Linked DNA regions of Homo sapiens: region 2 is linked to region 1. The links are chromatin contacts, found by Hi-C in ENCODE. All regions are on one chromosome and are shown on one strand. Each heading gives the region's core, a stretch centred on a gene start or an enhancer-like site at or near the end of the contact. The rest is flanking DNA. Distances are from core to core; before and after follow the strand shown.

What was found. A loop is a pair of places that touch in the nucleus more often than their neighbours do. Pooled maps may share reads with other maps.
Region 2: a loop to region 1 is called in a pooled map, with 4 times the contacts of the local background. The contact joins the enhancer-like site here to the promoter of RASGRP1 in region 1. A Hi-C loop is called at or near these places in 6 of 50 pooled maps.

The regions. Positions count from the first base shown.
Region 1 is chr15:38,562,703-38,568,128 of GRCh38, reverse strand. It overlaps RASGRP1 (RAS guanyl releasing protein 1), which reads left to right and starts at 3,315. Exons shown (of 17, transcript NM_005739.4): 1 at 3,315-3,535. The coding sequence starts at 3,501. RefSeq lists enhancers at 2,709-2,898, 2,740-3,251 and silencers at 3,109-3,158, 3,319-3,558, 3,589-3,808, 3,819-4,018.
Region 2 is chr15:40,045,074-40,050,499 of GRCh38, reverse strand. SRP14-DT (SRP14 divergent transcript) reads right to left here. Exons shown (of 3, transcript NR_040060.1): 2 at 4,431-4,539. Among named protein-coding and RNA genes, the nearest start is that of SRP14-DT, 8.5 kb to the right of the region's middle. RefSeq lists enhancers at 2,527-2,656, 2,997-3,126. Within about 2 kb of position 3,124, at least 35 of the 41 ENCODE cell types and tissues checked have a DNase peak (open chromatin) inside an H3K27ac peak, as active enhancers do.

The DNA of each region.
Region 1 (5,426 bases), core at 2,066-4,565:
GTATATACCCAACGGATTATAAATCATTCTACTATAAAGACACATGCACATGTATGTTTACTGCAGCACTGTTCACAATAGTAAAGACTTGGAACCAACCCGAATGCCCATCAATGATAGACTGGATAAAGAAAACGTGGCACATATACACCACGGAATACTATGCAGCCATAAAAAAGGATGAGTTCATGTCCTTTGCAGGGATATGGATGAAGCTGGAAACCATCATTCTCAGCCAACTAACACAGGAATGGAAAACCAAACACCGCATGTTCTCACTCATAAGTGGGAGTTGAACGATGAGAACACATGGATACAGGGAGGGGAACATCACACACTGGGGCCTGTCTGGGGGTGGGAGCTAGGGGAGGGATAGCATTAGGAGAAATACCTAATGTAGATGACGGGTTGATGGGTGCAGCAAACCACCGTGGCACTTGTATACCTATATTACAAACCTGCACGTTCTGCACATGTATCCCAGAACTTAAAGTATAATGATTTTTTTAAAAGCACGAATATTATCCTCATTAGCTACCTTATAAGAATGTTATATTAAATGATGTATTTTGTGAAAAAAAAAAAAAGTTTGTTCTTGAGGTCAGAGGTGCCTCATATAACACCAGGCAGACTAATCACATGGCCGATGATTAAAAGAGACATAGACAAACTTCTCATTTTTTAGATGTTTGGAAAAGACTTATTGCTCAGGTAGGAGTAGCCAGAAAACCTCAAAAAAGAGCTCGAGGGGGCCCAGAAGCAGAATCAGATGCAAGTGAAGTGCAGAGTACTCAGAAAGTCCAAGAGAAAAACACTCGCTGGGCATATGTAGGCCTCTTTCTTTAGAAAACTCAGCAAGACTCATGTATTGAATGAATTAATAACCTTGGTTTCAACCATTTGTATATATGTGGACTGTAGGTGTGCAGATGTGTGTAACTGCCTACATGTGCACTTAGTATTATGCATATATGTATATTTACATATAAATATAATGATGCATTTACATAAAGGCATCCATTTGGCATACATACCTATGCATATGCAGTATAAGGCTGGATTATTCCCCTGCCACACACAAAGATTTTGCTGTCCAAAGACTCAGTGCAATGAATGGCATGGAAGGGGCTCTATTTTCAAGGGTGAAGCAATAGAGAAATACCGAAGGCCTCGGATAACCTGTGATGGGGATCCCACGAAAGCCACCGGGGACAGTGCCAGTAAGCTTATCACTCCTGCCATAGACAGCGGACTTCAAAGAAAAACTGAAACCCTTTCTCCGGAAATAATCAGGAAGGATCTTATTTTCTTCTTTGAGGTCAGCACATTTTGCTTTTCAAAATCAAATCCACAGCAGTTCATTAGTAATGTCCCACAGGTACTGCCTCAAGTTGGCAGCTGTGGAAGCTAAAGAAGCATAAGACCTGATTCTTGACCTCGGACAATTTACAGTTTAGCTGTGGAGGTAAGACAGGGACACAGAATATTATGTGGCAATTGAAAGTGTAAATATTATAGATTTAAGTAGGGTAAAGAGCTCATTCTGTAGTAGAGGGGTCAGTGAAAAGTAATTGTTCACCTGGTAATAAGAGAAGATCTCTGTGAACAAAGTCTAAGACTGCAAACTTAGGACTGTTGGGAGATAGTCAGATAGATTCATATATAGATACAAATCTTTACCATCCTCAGACATCCGCCAACTTGGTTGTTTAGGTTGTAGGGCTTACATGAGGAAGGGTGTATAATAGATAACTCTAAAAATGTTTGAGCCTTAGACCCAGTGAGTGAGAAAGAGTGTCATCATTTAATATTCTCCTGACATTCACCTGCCCCTTCTGCATCTGTGGCTGTGACTGAGGACTTGGTTCTTTATATCACCCAGTGTTCATGAGGATTCTCTGGAGAAATTTCTTGCTGGTCTCAGTATCAAGAAAGGGGGATCTTCTCTTGAGCAATTTTGTTTTTGGTCTTGCATGTGATAGGAATTGAACTTTAGACAAGGCCTCTCTTTAAACTTGACTGCTAGAAATGCAGGAGACAAATTTTGGTCCCACCTGTAGCAAGGGTATTTGACTCTATGAGATGCATTTATTTCAAATGATGTTCATTTTTGGCTCCATCTTGTGTGCCTCATTTTTCATTTCACACACTTCTTTTTGTAGGTTATGTGCTCTTGTAAGCTATCTCGAATTCTGTTTTAAGGACAAGGTAGCATATAAATATAAGGAAATATATAAATGAAACAGAGGAAGGCTTTAAAGTCCAGAACACTATGGCCAGGAAGACAACTATGACTGTGGCTAGAGTTATGGTCTGTGGCCGTGATAATGAGTGTGTTATTAGGGCAGTCCAGCAGTGATTACAGGGAGTCAGACAGACCTCAGTCCAAGTCAGAGGTCTCTCTGCTGTTTATTAGTTGTATGATCTAAGGCATAGCATTCTCTAAACCTTCATTTTCTCATCTTTACAACAGTGATCTCTTTGTATCAGGGAGAGTGGATTAAATGAGGTAATGTATAGAAAGCACTTAGCACAACCGCACTCAATCATTAGCTATTGAGATTATCAGCACTATCACCTGGACAAGCAGCGGATGGGCCGCCCCTCTTGGCCAGGTCTTCTGTGCGCACTGACGTTGTATGAAAGTTGTCCCCACATCTCCTACACCCACCGACGCCAGGCGGCCGCGTCTGGGCCAGATATGGATCACGCCTGTGGAGCGCACCTCCACACAGGCAGCCCTCGTCCAAGGTGCAGGGCGCAGGGCACAGGGCACATGTCTACGGCCCAGTCCTGCAGACGGCTACCTAGAGACCCCAGGGCACAGGTTAAGGCAACTTCACAACTGTCTTTCCGTTCCTTTCCCCTGCCGGACTCCGCGCTCTGATATATACAGGAGAGGCCCTGGAGGGGAGAAGGCGTCCTCACTGCAGTGCTCCGAGCAGCGGCCGCAGGAAGAGGCGTGGAAGCTGCGGGTCGGCTGCGGGAAAGGGGGTCCCATGGGAGCCGCTAGGCGCAGCCCGTTTCCCGAGCTGAGGTGGAGGTCGACGGGCACAGGTGCCCTGCAAGGCGCGGGCGTGGTAGCCGGGAGCCCGCTCCTCTCCAACTCCCCTGAGACTTAACCCTTTGGCCAAGAGAGGTCGAAGGCGGGCAGGGGTGAGAGAACCGCGCGAGGCGCAGGCCGGGGCACCCGCGGAAAGGGGGCAGGTTTCGGGGAAGAGCGGCGGGGCGCCGCACGTTTCCTGCAGCCGCCAGCATCAGCGTGTCAGGTGGTTGCCAGGCGGGTGTGAGCGCGCGCGCGAGGCAGAGGGGGCGCGCTCGCACAAAGTTTGTGCCTGCGGTGCACCTCGGTCGGGCTCGCCGGGCTCGAGGGCTGGCGGGCGCCGGGGCTACGAGGCCCGGGGGGGAGAGAGCCGGCAGGCGGCGGCGGTGGTGGCGGGGGCGATGCGCCGCGCCCGGCCGCGCTAGGTGAGCCGGCACCGGGAGCGCGGGCCGCGGCCATGGGCACCCTGGGCAAGGCGAGAGAGGCTCCGCGGTGAGTAGAGGCGGCCGTGGCCCTCGGGAGCGCCTGTGTCCTTTCTTGGGAAAGAGGCCCCTGCCCGTCGCCCCAACACCCCGAGGGAAGTTGAGGGCGGAGGGGGGCCGGGGTCGGCCGGAGTCCCGGGACACCAGCGCGACGGGCGGACGTGTCCAGAACGCCCGGCGCGCTGCGCCCGGGGTTTCGGGGAGGGAGCTGGGGCTGAGGGGTGGTAGAGGGGCGGCCGCGAGGCCAGAGCTCGTCCGGTGAGATCTGCTAGGGCCGAAGCTCTTCGCGGAGCCGGCGCCCGCCCGCCGACTTCCTCCCCCACATCTCCACGCCCGGCATCGGGACTCCCACTCGCGGACTTTCCGCGCTGCCCGCACCTGCTGGGGCGCTGGGCTCCGGCTGCGCCACCTGGTGGCCCCTCCCGGCCCTGCCCAGAACGGCCGAGGAGCTTGCAGGGAGCCCGCAGAGGTGGCACCCCTCGGTTGCCCCTGCCCCACGGAAGTTTCCAGATCCGTGGGTCAGGGAAACATATCGCCTTCCGTATGGGAAGCTGCACTCCTCTCCCCCTCACTATGATTCTATAGAGGGTCTTGGATAACAGAAGTTGAAGAAAGAGGGACAGTGAGTGAAAGGGCTCTTGGCCAGGCAGCTTTGAGTTTGTAGCCAAAGGACCAGAACTAGGCAACTGCATGAACAAAGGCCTGGCCTCGGCGTAGGGGCTGGACAAGTTGTGCACTTCACAACTCCATTCACATCGACACTGATGGGACTGTGCCTTGCACCACCATACCCAGTAGCGGCAGGAAGCTTGCGATGCTGGACTTCCCGTGCTTATAATCCCAGGAACGAAGGATTCTTGGCCCTGTATGCACGCCCTGCCTCTCCCCATCCAGGTATCCCCTGAGGGTCCACCACTGTACTTTGCACTAGATTCAGAAGGAGGAGTTCAGTACATTAAATTGAGTATTGTAAGGGGAAGAGGACGGGACTGGAAGGAATCCATACTAGAAGTCAAGAGAGTCACCTTCCACTGCAAAGAAAGTTGTGGAAGTTCCAGTTCCCTTGCTCCATTTCATCTCTTACTTTTCTAGGCGGATTTCATAAAAAGCTCAGCCTGAAACTGACCTCCACTGAGATACCTATGCCTGGAGAGGATTTCACCTAAACCAGTTTAGAGTTTTGACGGTCTCCTTCAGCAAACCTATGGGGCTTTGGTTACTTTTAGGCTTGGAAAACACCTTCAAGTTAATTTGTTTCTCTCGGGGTTTTGGTTTTTTCATTTACAGGAAAACATTTGGCTACTGTATTTTTTTAAAAAATATGCCTTTACAGACTCAGAGGCCATTCATTCTATGGATTGTTAAAACACCTTCGACCTGCCTATAATAGAGCATTTTATAAATCCTTGTCTACTCCCATTTCACCAGAAAAGGCAGAACGATTTGAGGATTTTTCACAAGGCAACCAGTTAAGAGACTGTACAGCAAGAAAGCCAGGTTTCCTAGTCTATGGTGCAGATAATCCCCATCTTCTTAGAACTCTGAGGCTGCACTTTGGCTTTTAGTACTTTCTCTTCTCCCTGTTCTCTCATGGCCTAGTCCTCTGAGTCTCTCTGGGCTCCATACTTCCCAGATTGCTTTTGTCACCCTTTCTTCCCTTTTACTACCCTATACTTTACCCTGATCCCTTCTAGTTCTGGTAAAAGCATCAACCTTCAAGAATCCACTTATGAAACAAAGCGGTTTCTCTTACTGGTGACACTAGGAAACTTTACCAGAATTAGAAAACAGGGCAGGATTAGGAGTCTTGAATGGTCAGTGTCACCAACCAAGAAAGAAAATGGAATTTTCCTTGGATCTGTAGCCACCTCCCCTCCACCCCTAGCAGGAAGAGCTCTGTC
Region 2 (5,426 bases), core at 1,875-4,374, 1.5 Mb before region 1:
ACTCCCCCTACACACACACACACACACACACACACACACACACACACACAAGGGCTAGACCATGCCTAGCCTATGTCTGCCTCATTTTGGGCCGCAGTTGAAAACCACTAAACATGGCCATAGTCTGGCCTTGTTACTCCTCTCTCCCTTGCTGTTTGGCAAAGGGCCAGTAGAGAACAGTGTGTTCCCCCTTGCACACTTTCTCACCCACCTTCCACCTCACACACTCCACCTTTCCCTGAAGCTGCCTCCAAAAGCCTAGGTTTATGTCTCCTTCAACAGCTCTGACAGAGTCTGGTTGACCCAAGCCATGTGGGTAATTGGTGGGGGCAGACAGCCATGCTACCCATCCCCTCAACACCCTGGAAGATGAGCAGGCAGCAGACAGGTGGGGGCTACACTGGGCTCCTCCTCCCAGGCAGGCCCATGTGAGAGGTTTCACAAAGTGACCTAGAGGCACTTAGGAAGCCCAGGGCCTTCTTCCACATCACTGCCCACGGGGAACTGCTCTGAGTTGCTAGGCCTAGATCTGGCTTCAGAAAAAGCATGGCTCCTGCGTGATCTTTGGGCCTCCACCTTCACTCCTTCTTCCAGCCCCCACCTCCTCTGAAGGCCTCTCTCAGCATATGCTGGGTCTTAGAAGGAGAGAATATTAGCCATTTATACCCTCAGGGAAATTTAAATGGCCATGTTAAGTTTTAGCTGTAACTGGAATGAAAGGCCTGGTCCCCAGTTACAGGAATTGTAAGGAGCAGCTTCAGTGGAAAAGAGGGTTGGGAGGATGGGATGTGTCTTTCCTGGTATTACTGTGACCCACTCCCCATGTTCTGCTTGTCAAGCAATCTGGAAGAATTCTTGCTCTTCCCCACCAAGTGTTGGGCAATCTTCTAGAATACTACCTCTTAAGATATTCTGAGTCCAAATCTCCCAAGATTTTCTCCCAAATCTCTTTATGGTGAGGATCTGGGGAAAACAAAATCCCATCCTATTTCAAGTTCTGAATAGAATACAATTCCATTTTATCTTGCCCTCAATTGGATTCTCATCCTAATTTCTTTCCCAGCTATACTAGCCCCCAAACAGTCATTACAGCAATCCCAAAGTTACCTGACAGCATTGGAGTCTCACATTTAAAACTGGAAGGGACTTTACAGCTCAATCCCAACTCCCCAAGTTACAGAGGAAGAAACTCAAGTCCGGCAAAAAGTGACTTGTCCAAGGTCCCACGCCAATGAGTGGCAGAATTCAGATTAGAACTCAGCACTTCGGCTGCCACTCCAGTGCTGTTTCTGTAAGGCCACAACCACTTCACATCCCCACTCAATTTAGAGTTTGAGGCCTGGAGTTTAGGTACTATTTTTGGAGACATTGTTGGAAGTTCCAGGATGAGGTATTTATGAAGATTCAGTTCTCATTTCCCTCTCCAAAGCTCTTGGCTGGGTAACATGGCTCATGTCTGTAATCTCAGCACTTTGGGAGGCTGAGACAGGAGGGTCACTTGAGACCAGGAGTTTGAGACCAGCCTGGGCAACATGGTGAGACCCCAGTCTCTATAAAATAATAATAATAATAATAATAATATAAAGCTCTTGTTTTGTGTTATATTGCCCTAGTCAACTGCAACCTGGTCTGGGGTAGGAGGAGGCAGGGGGCCAGGGGGTGAGGAGGGCTGCTGAGCTGTGTGATGTCTCTGCTGGGCTCCCAGCCTGGCTGATGGGGGTTTATCCACCCCGACCTGGGAGCAGGTGTGGGCCCTCTGTCCCCAGAACTTCTTGAAGAACAGTTTGTTCTGCAGGGTGCAGCCAGGGTAGGGGGAGAGTTGCAGATACCAGTACAGCCCTGGAGCCCGTTGCAGCTGCTTCCTGTTGTCAGAGGGCTCCTCCACCAAGGGGCTGAGTTCCTTGACACCTCCACGCCCCTGCCTAGTTCTCCGTGTGGTATCCTGCCTCAGTAGGCCAGCAACTTCCCACGGATACCAAGGAAGGCTGTGTTCAAGTAGCAAGAGCTCAGAGTGAGGAAGTGCCCTGTGGCCAGGCACATTTCCAGCCTCGTGGCTGACCACCCCTGGTGCAAACAGGGTCCTGTCCTCACGTATGCAGGTTGATTTCTGCCTTGTCTTCCTTTCCCTGTCTGAAAGATCTTTCCCATCCTGTCTGCAGAGTCAAGTTCTCCCCATCATTCTCGGTTCCATCTCTTCCCCGAAGCTTTGTCTGCAGTGACTCCCTCCCCACCCCCGCTTCACTGGCCATACTGGACTGTCCAGCATGAGAGTGTGGGCCCTCATTTCACACTGCCTTGTCTTGTGGTTTGACATTTCACCTAGGTTTGTTTTGTCTCCTCTTCAAGACTTGAAGACAGGATGATTTGGGTCCTTAACCACTGCCTCCTACTTCAAACGAGATCCCTTACAGAGCTGAGCTCAGAGCCGACCCTGTGTGTAAGGGCATAATAAATCCTGGCTGAATGTCCCGTCTCAGTGTCTCTGTCTTGGTTCCTGCCTGAATTTCAGTCAGCTGAGCCACAGTTCACCCCAGACCCTGTAGCATCTTGGGAGGAGACATTTGGGCTCCTCTGCCTGGTAGTCACGTTGCCTCACTGCAGGAAGTGACCCAGGCCTTGCCGTCTCCCAGCTTGTGGGCCTTCTTGCCTCCAGGTTCCCCTCTGACTAATCATGAGAGTGCTATGGGGCTGACTGGAAGCGACCACTCCTGTCCCAGAAGGGACTTCCCCAGCCTGAATGCTTGCAGGTGGACGGCAAGGGAAGGGGGATAGTGCTGGTAATATGCAAGGTGGTGCCCTCGTCCAGTTCCAGGGACACAGCTCATAGAACACTCCCAAAAGGGGCTGTTCAGCCTGTCTCCATTCTTGCAGCTCTCTTCACCCCAAGCCTCAGGCCGGGCCTGGCTCGTTGTCCCTGGGGGGTCTGAAAGGGGCTGGAGTGGGGGTGGAGTGAGCAGCAACCCGGGACTCTCAGCTCAGCGCTTTTCCCCCCATTGTGAAATGGCCTTGGATAAGGGCCAAGCAGGAAGCTGCCTCCTATAGCTCCGTGGCCTGGCGCCTGGGGTGTGAGGACGGCCCCAGGCCCTTCCCTTCCCAAGGGAGGGCTGAAGCTGACACACGGAGTCCACCTGCATGGAGACACTGAGCTGCCCTTGGCTAAGTCATGAGGGGCCTATGCCCTCCCTCCTGCTCTCTGTGCCAGCTAGTTTGTGGCAGGCAGAGGGGTGTGTGGAAAGTGCATGGGCCTGGGGCTCAGGGCTCGGGGCTTCCAGTCTCACCTTTGGCATTACCAAGCTTTGTGATCTTGGTCAAGTCATTTTCCCTCTTTGGACCTCACTCAGTTTCTATTCACTTGTGAATAACTAGCAGGTAAAGGGTTGGACTAAAAAGGTCTTGGAGGCCTCTTCCAGCTCAATATTGTGACTCACTGAAGTCAATGATTCATTGATGTTATTACTGGGACTTGGCTCTGATCAGATGGGAGTTTCTTCATTGTGTCTGTCTAGGATTCCCTGTGTAAATCTGCATCTGTGGGTCTGTCACAGAGGTGGAGTGGGCTTCCCCGAACAATCAAGGATGAATGATGACACAGAGGCCAAGAGATGAACAGCATCTGTCGCTTTGGGGAGTCGAGACACCTGTTGGGTAATTTGTGCAGAACTCTGGCTATATAATTTCCTGTCCTTGACTTTCAGACAGGAAACTTTAAATTGGGGACCCCTAATCATCCTGAATAAGGGAGCCCCTCCCCCACCCACTAAACCCATGAAAGTGTGGGGAGGAGGAGGGCAGGAATAGGTGCTCATGCCCCAGACTTCCAGCCTGGCTGGGAATAACTACGCTTGCAATAACTATGCTTGCCTTTCCTGGCCTCAGTTTCCCCTCTTACAATATGGGGTATGCTGGCCCCCTTCTTGAGGTTCAGCAAGGAAGGAAATCCTAGATGAGAAGGGGAGAACCTCTTAAAGTTCACACACATTTCTTGAGTGCCACCACCTGATTCTGTACAAGGATGGCCTTCCAGGCATGTGGGGCCAGGGGCTGCCCATGGAGTGTAGCCTAGAGGGTACTGGCAATTCCTTTGTATCTCCCCAAAGCCCCTATACCAGAAATCCCACCATTAGAGTCTGTTCTTTGTTTAACATCACCTAAGTTTCCTCCACAAATGGAGGGCGTGTGACATACTAACCATTTGTCCTGAACATGTTCGTGTGATTTAGCTACCAGATGGGTTGCCTCCACACAGCTAGCTGAGCTTAGTGAGAGACTGGGATTTTGATGGGGAGGGAGGGAGGGGTGTTTTGCACGACCGAATATTTCTACTCAGGGTACTGCTTGAGAAGGAGAGGAAAAGAACAATGAAACCTAGCTTTTCTGCCATGCTTTCTCACGTATAAGCTTTTATATTCACATTGTCACACTGAACTCACCACAGCAGTGTGAGGAAGATCTTCCCATTTTACAGCTGAGGAAATGGAGGCTCATAGAGATTAAGATGACTTTCCTTCAGAGATACAGCCAAGAAATGCCAAGTTGGACCTGGAATCCAAAGACAGGATTAAGGAGACAGGATTCTGCATGGGAGTGGGAGGGGGACAGGGGCTTGGGATAGGAACCCACACCCAGAGGGAGGGAAAGATGAGGAGTGGAGAGAGAGTCCCAGTTTGTTCCACTCTGCCTAGAGCTGGTCTCTTTTCTGCCTTCCCTCCCTTCTTGTCACCTCTTTGGACAGCTGAAAGACAGCTGAAAGCTCAGCACTCCTGAGCTGCCCGCAGGCTACACTCATTTGCAAGTGCTTCTTCGCACAGAGGTGGCAGGCTCCTCAGCTAGAACAACGCTCACCTCACAGGACTATTGGGGGCTCAAAAGTGGATACATGTAAGCACCTAGAAATGAACCTGGCACTTAGTAACTTCTCAATAAATATAAGCAAGCTATTATCTGAGAAAAAAATAGTCTCTTCTCTAGTGGAGAAGTCAGTCAGCTTCTTGCACCTAGAACAGTGCCAAACACTGCTTGTTTAGCCTTGTTCAGTGAATGGATGAATGATAATCTTTCTGTAACACGGAAAGTTCTAGCCTCCACAGAAGTAATTTTGAAAAATAATGACCACGATCTTGGATATTCTTAGGGTTGATCTAAGGTAAACGACAGGGCAAGATCTGGGAGTGGCTGAGGCGGTCGCCCATGGCTGCGCTCGTCTGGTGAGGCCAGGGCGTCCCCTACTGGCCCAAGACGAGTCACAGGCAGGTCGAGGCCACTCCTCATCTCTGCGATGGCGCGTGGAGGGAGGGCGTGGTGGCGTTGCTGCGAGCGAGGGGAAGGCCAGTGTTAATCACTGACACTTGTGGGCTCCGGAAACTTCCCTAGGGCCCCCAGAAGGGGCTGGGGGGAGAAAAGCAGCAGTTCTAAGAATTTTGGAAGTA